Linked DNA regions of Mus musculus: region 2 is linked to region 1. A link is a contact called in ENCODE Hi-C or POLR2A ChIA-PET data. All regions are on one chromosome and are shown on one strand. Each heading gives the region's core, a stretch centred on a gene start or an enhancer-like site at or near the end of the contact. The rest is flanking DNA. Distances are from core to core; before and after follow the strand shown. Region 1 holds the start of Rlim (ring finger protein, LIM domain interacting). Region 2 holds the start of Magee1 (melanoma antigen, family E, 1).

Region 1 (3,396 bases), core at 521-3,020:
CAGGCTGGTCTGGAATTTATTATGTAGCCCAAGTTGGCCTCCAACTCTCAGCAACCCTCCTGTCTCAGCTTCCCCAGTTCTTGGGTTTTTAGTGTGTGTGTGTGTTTTTGGTTTTTGGAGACAGGGTTTCTCTGTGTAGCCCTGGATGTCCTGGAACTCACTCTGTAGACCAGGCTCGAACTCAGAAATCCACCTGCCTCTGCCTCCCAAGTGCTGGGATTAAAGACGTGCGCCACCACTGCCCGGCGTGTTCTTTTTTTTTTTTTTTAAAGATTTATTTATTTTATGTATGTGATTACACTGTCGCGGTCTACAGACACAGCAGATGAGAGCATCGGATCACATGGCAGACGGTTGGGAGCCACCACGTGGTTGCTGAGAATTGAACTCAGCGCCTCTGGAAAAACAGTCTGTGTGCTTAACCGCTGACTCATCTCTCCAGCTCTTTACCGCGTTCTTAACCGGTGAGATAAACTAAGTGCTTTACAGAAAATTACGTAGGTAATGGAGAAGGTTAAATAGAGTGGTCACGGGTTTCTCTAGGAGGTGAGGTGAGGCCTAGACGATCCATGTAAAAAATATGAAAAGAAAAATATTATAGTGTAGTTTATGTGTGTGCCTTTTTTTTGTTTTTTGTTTTTGTTTTTCGAGACAGGGTTTCTCTGTGTAGCCCTGGCTGTCGTAGAACTCACTCAGTATACCAGGCTGGCCTTAAACTTACACAGAGATCTGCCTGCCTCTGCCTCCTGAGTACTGGCGTTAAAGGCGAGCCACCGTCGACCAGCTTCCAGCTTCCAGCCCAGTTTAAGCAACTGATGTAGCAATAAGTTAGGTTCGTTGGAACAACAGTAAAAAAGTTAGTCTACCTGTTCTTTTATCAGAAAACAGAAAAATAGGGTGGGAACACAGAGACGTACTTTAAAACGGGGTGGGGGCGGTTGGGTTCTTATTCCCTTTAACTGAACAATGGGAACTGAAAGGTGTATGGCGCATTCCCTCTGGTCCTTTCTTTAGGCTTTAGCATCCAATAGACGCTTCCTTAACCGCCCTTTTCGAATTCCCCCACTATCACTTTTTCCCATCCATTTACAAATCGCCACACCCTTTTAAAGTACTCTAGTTAGAGCCTCGAGGAGGCCTTCCCCACCACTTTTTAACATTGCAAATTCACTTTTGTCCCCACGTTTTATGCCTCCACCCACTTCCTCACTTTTAATCTCTAGTATTTAGCAACAAATTGTTTTATAAGTGTGTTCACCCTAGATTACCAAATCCCTTAAGGACTGAGAATTCTTGGACTATTTCAACTTAATTTATGGTTCAACTTCCTCAACATCTACAGCTGTGCTTGAGCTACAGTTGGCATTCGATAAATACATGTTGAATAAAAGGTTGGCTGCCGTCTACACTAGTCTGGACTGTATGGATCAATGCCAGTTACACCGATACTACATTCTTGTTCTCTGTGAAGGGCTTCAAGCGGCCCGACTGTGACGTCCTTCAGCTTTCAAAATGGGAAAGCGAAGGTTCCCACAATTCTCAGAACGCGAATTTCTCGCTACAACTCAAAATGGCGAAGGAGGGTGGGGCCTGTCACATGGTGGGCGTCCCAGTAGCATTTTTTTCCCGACCCGCCGCCCGTCTGGGCGGGTAGTCTGTCCGGCCCCTCCTCTGCCCACCAGGCCTTTTCGAGGGCTCAACTGGGATTGGCTGGCCAGCAGTCTGGGCGGGGGCCTGTGAAGCTGGGAGCGCAGCATCACTTCCTGTTGTGGGCAGTCATTTCCTGTCAGTGCTAGGTAACAATGGGGAAGATAATGGCTGATTGAGCTACGTCTCCGAGCTGGCGCTGTTCTAGAGGCGGGTCTCTTGCCCGGGTTTAGAGGCGGGTTAGAACGCGGCGGCAGCGGCAGCACAGTAGCGCAGCGGAGGTCCCAGTGGCGGCGGCGGAGCCCAGTTGAGTTCCCTCCTGGCCGAAACACCGTGTAAGTGAAGGTACGGGCACCCCGAGAAATGGGATGTCGGACTGGAGGCAGGCAGGGGCCGCGGCCCTCAAAATGGCCCGAGTTGGCCAGCCGCGGCCGAGACACCCACTACGGCCTCCGGACCTGGGCTCCCGGCTGTGGGGGGCTCCGTGGCGTAGTCGCCGCTGCCATTTTAGTTGGGTGGCGTGTGTCGGCCCCGCTCGTGGAAGAAGGGGAAGGAGTCGGGCAGGACTTCCTCTCCCAGGCCGTGGAGTCGGGGCCCGGCCCTCCCGAGCTAAGAACGAACGCCGGGGAGGCGATCCTGGACTCCGGGCCTCAGGCGTGAGGATGGCTCCAGTGCTTCTTACTAAGAGGTTCCCCCCACCCCCCATCGTCGTCGCCCCGCGTTGCGTATCGGGCTAGGGTTTGGGGAAGTGGGGTGGAGGTGCTCTTAATTCGGATGTTGGGAACTCTTGAACCTTCAGATTTTCACAGGATTCGCAGAGCCTCATTTTGAACGCTTCTGTAGGGCATGACCAGTTTGTTAACCTCTGGGGCTACGGTGACAGTCTTCCGGGAGGATCGGAGACAAACGTGGTTTGCTTCCCTGCACCTTTAGCCCTAAGTGTATCCTTGGCCAGATTTTACTAGAAGGGTTTTCCTCCTCACAAGAAAAAAAAAATTAAAAAAACGGAGGGAAAAGACGTTGCGGGTTGTTTTCCCTGGTAAGTGTGGGAATTGAGCCAGACTATTTTCAAGTTAATTTCCGTGTGATCTGCCAGCAGCCCTACCCCTCCCCCACTCAGAAAAAAACCCCTAAGGGTCTCTGCTTCTGCGGGCGGGCGGTACCTGCCACGTACGCCATAGCTTAGTAACTAGTATTAACCGGTTGGGCTTCTGCTTCCTGAATACTCAGTCCCTTTCCCCCTTCTGCTGATTAATTTCAAGATGGAGGAGACAGCCACGTTCTTTTCCTGGACAGTTTCACCATACTTATTCCACAGGTTCGTTTGGCATCTGAGGCCTAGGAGACTAGTTATTTAGGTCATTTTTTTCCTCTTTTGGAGGGGAAAGGGATTTTATATCAGATTCTCATGGGCTCCTGGCAGGCCCCACTGTATATATGTTTTTTTTTCCTAGAAATAAGTTGCTTACATTTCTTGACTTGTAATTAGCCACCGTGCGTTTGAATGATTGAAGACAGAAAGAATAGGAAGTGTAGTCCTAATCATTTCTTTGATTCTTTATAATTAGGAGGCAGGCACAATTACAGGTCCACCTTTTCCTCAAATCAGTTTCTGAAATACAGGTTAAGGATCTAAAAGGACCAACCCAAGCACCCTTTAAGATAACTATTTAAGGGCAAACAATCATGCTGAAAAGGTCACAAATATCTCTTAGCTTAAAATGTCCTGATGATTTTTATTATTTTAAT
Region 2 (3,460 bases), core at 727-3,226, 1.1 Mb before region 1:
CTGCACTCCGAATCTCCAGAGCATCTCCCAGATATCAGCTTCTCTCGCTTGGTTGCCATTTAGTAATATGTGTCCCAGAATCATCATCAAGAGGCCCATCTTTGGCCCATTTGGGACGTCTTCTAACCCTTCAAAGGGCACTGGTCCCAGTTTGTTGAGCAGGATGTAGATGTGCTCCTCAGTGTCGAGCTCCTTCAGTTCAAACCGAAAAATGCACTCCAGGTGGACTGCTGCTCGTCTGAGGATCTCCGGGAACTGGTGGCGATAGTCTTTGTCAATGAATTCCCTCATATCAGATTCCTTGATAGGGTACTTGGTCTGATCCTTCAGCAGCAGAAACTGCAACAATTCTGCTACGTTTTGCTCCATGGGATCCTGAGGCTTCAAGGTAAGAGCAACGCGGGAGGTGCCCAGGCCCATAATGGTGATGGAGTTGGAATTCTTACTGTCTCTCAGGACCTGGAAATCCAGGAAGCGGTCTTCACGCTTTGGGCGTACAGATGGATCCTTGGCCTTTTGCAGAGCACGGGAGGTGCTCTTGTTCCTGCGCTCAGAAGCACAGCAGCTCAGTGCTTCCTCGGGGTTATTAGCTTCAGTGGGCATCCCAGAAGCGCTAGGGCCCTCGGCAGCTAGGGACATCTGCGAGGTGCTCGACCCCTCCCCCAGGCAGTGCAGCTCCGAGGTGCTCCGGCCCTCCCCGCAGGGAAGCAGCTCACAGGATCCCTCCGCAGCGCATGGCGCCAGCGAGCTGCAGAAGCCCTCAGCAGAAATGGATGACAGGGACGAGCTCAGGCCCTCGGCTGAGGTGCTCGGGCTCTCACAAGCAGCTGATGGCACCGAGGTGCGCAGTCCCTTTTTGGAGGTGGGCGGCACGTTGACGTTACATCCCTCCATTATGATGGGCGACACCCAGGAGCTCTGGATCTCACCGGAGGGGGGCGACATGGAGGCGAACAGTCCCTCAGCGGAGGGGGGCGGCGCAAAGATGTCGGGTTCCTCCAAAGCGGAGAACAGCATAGAGATGCTCAGGCCCTCACCGAAGGTGGGCGGCAGGTTGATGCCCAGTCCATTAGAGTCAGTGGGCGGCACCGAAGTGCTTGGGTCCTCACTAACGGAGTAGGGCTCGTTGATACCCGGTCCCTCCGAGATGTTGGGCGACATAAAGATGCTCAAGCCCTCATCAGAAATGCCCGATTCCTCAGAGAAGGTGGGCGGCACCGAGATTCCCGGGCCCTCACCCAGGGTGGGCTCCATGTTAGGGCCCCCATCAGAGTGACGCTGCTCAGAGATGGCCAGCCCTTCTGAGACAGGGAGATGCTCATAGGCCTTTGAGCCTTTAGGAGCAGTGGGCGGCACAGGGCTATTCGGGCCCTCCGAGGCGGTGATTGACATAGCGGTGTTCAGCCCTGCGGAAACTGCAGGAGGCCGGGAGGCGCCCCGACCCTTCCTGGAGGTGGGCATCTCGGAGGTGTTCGGCCCCTGGGAAATGATGAACTGCCTAGGGGCGCTTGAGCCCTCTGAGGCGGTGGGCGGCACAGAGGCGCTTGGGCCCTCCCGGGGGGTGGGCAGCATGGAGGTGCCAGGGCCCTCAGAGGCGCGGAGGCCCTGGAGGATCTTAGGATCGTTGCGATCCCGAGGGACGTCTGGGCCTGGCACAGCAGCAGGGTGACCCTTCCCGTTGTTTCTGCGCGCATTGGCCCTTCCACCGCGGCGGCGGCGCGAATTCTGGCTTACCAGCGACATGGTCCTGTCGACCGACGTGTGGAAGCTGACACTGACAGGCCCGCGATCTCACAGACGAGGGGGAGAGGTATGTAGGCGCCTCTGCACGGAACTGCCGCTAGAGCAGGAATGCTGCTGCTGCCAGGCCCGAGCAAGTCGCAGGAGCAGAAATTAGAGGTGGTGGGCAAGAACGAAGGTTCTAGCCGACTGTGAACGCTAGTCTCAGAATGCTCGCCTCTCACACCCCGCCTTCTGCCGCAGTCCGCGCAGGCGCAGTTGGGCTCTGCGACAAGGCGACCCCGCCCAACCCAGCCTCTCCCGTGGGTTTGCGAAAGTGGACCTGGTGATTCTGCACCAAAACTGCGCAATGGCAGGAGGGAGGCTTTGATAGGAGACAAGGAGCTTGGAGCAGATGGGTAAATGGAGGTAATACTAGCTATTTCTCAAGAGTCAGGGTACCTACTAGAAGGTTTCTACCCAAGTGTCAGGTACTTGATAGATTTTCAAAATTGCATCCTAAGGATGCATTGGGGAAAATGTGCGTGGCGCATGGAAGGGTGCAGCTTTCATCCCCTCCCTTGTCTCCTCTGTCATTTTCTCTATCGAAACCTCTAATACCTCTCAAATTACTGCCCCTTCTCCAAAGGGCTGGGATTTAGTTCTACTTAGGAAACCTGTAGCTAGCTAGAAATTTTCACTGCACAGTCCCAACCCTTACCAATGTAGAAAAATGTAATCTCTTTTGTGGAGTCCTTCAATAGTGCTATTCCAACCACACCCAAAATTAATTATCCTAGGACAGTTAGTTAGCACCATGGGGTCTGTTAGAAAAACTCACTGTCAGGTTTTGAAAACTGCAATTAGCATGGTTTATGGAGGCAAGTCTCTGGGAAGGTTTCTATTAGTTACTAAAGAGCTACTGGAATATGAGCCAGCTAAAGCACAGGAAGCTGTCCAGAATTAGAAGGATAATGGATAGAAGGAAACATTTGGTTTCCTTATAGGGCCTCATGGTTACCTATGCTGCCAGTATTCTGCATGTTTCTGTGAAGTTAATCTTGTGTAGCTTTGTGCAGTACCAACTGGTTTTAACAGAATCAATCATATGGTGTCATATTCCAACAATATTTTATGTTATCCACATTGCATTCAGCACATGGGTCCACAAAATCGACTATGGGCCTATTACAGCATTACCTAAATATGTGCATATGATTAGCCTCTGAATCTTGGCTAATGTCTATGGTTAGGAGAACAGGCTCATTTTCATAAGTGAAACTTGTGGAGGAGCTTTCCCAAAGATTCTGCTACAGTCTATTAAAATCAAGCTGGTGAGAAGCAAGCCCAGAATGCAGTTAAAAATGCCATGCTATATTCTGCTGCAGCAGAAGACACGTGTACATTTGGGGAGTTGAGTGTTCCTTCTTGTTCACATTAGTGTGCATGAGAGTTCATGTTTCCTAATGACTGTCAAGCACACACAAAGAAGGGGCTCTTCCATGTGCCTGCACTAGAATTAAAAGAGATCACAATTTAAATAAAGTTGTTAATTTAATAGCTGCACACAAAATTATACCATGTACAATAGAACAGTCACATATGGAACACTCAGGGGTGGTCACATTATTTAAAAAATAAACACTAACTATCATACATTTGGCTTATTTCTGTTCCTTCTTATCATGACATAGCTATGTTTCAGTGAAGGACCACCTGCTCTATCATAACCACTGACAAG

The links. Hi-C counts contacts between places; a loop is a spot of excess contacts on that map. ChIA-PET counts read pairs that join two places held with the same protein, here RNA polymerase II (POLR2A).
Region 2: a map of heart shows a loop between it and region 1 (4-fold over the local background). The contact joins the promoter of Magee1 here to the promoter of Rlim in region 1. A Hi-C loop is called at or near these places in 1 of 37 maps with a recorded cell type or tissue (heart). POLR2A ChIA-PET finds 5 or more read pairs at or near these places in 1 of 5 experiments (embryonic stem cell).

What each region holds. Positions count from the first base shown.
Region 1 is chrX:103,979,659-103,983,054 of GRCm38, reverse strand. Rlim (ring finger protein, LIM domain interacting) reads left to right here and starts at 1,770. Exons shown (of 5, transcript NM_011276.4): 1 at 1,770-1,992.
Region 2 is chrX:105,118,894-105,122,353 of GRCm38, reverse strand. Magee1 (melanoma antigen, family E, 1) reads right to left here and starts at 1,976. Exons shown (of 1, transcript NM_053201.4): 1 at 1-1,976. The coding sequence starts at 1,743.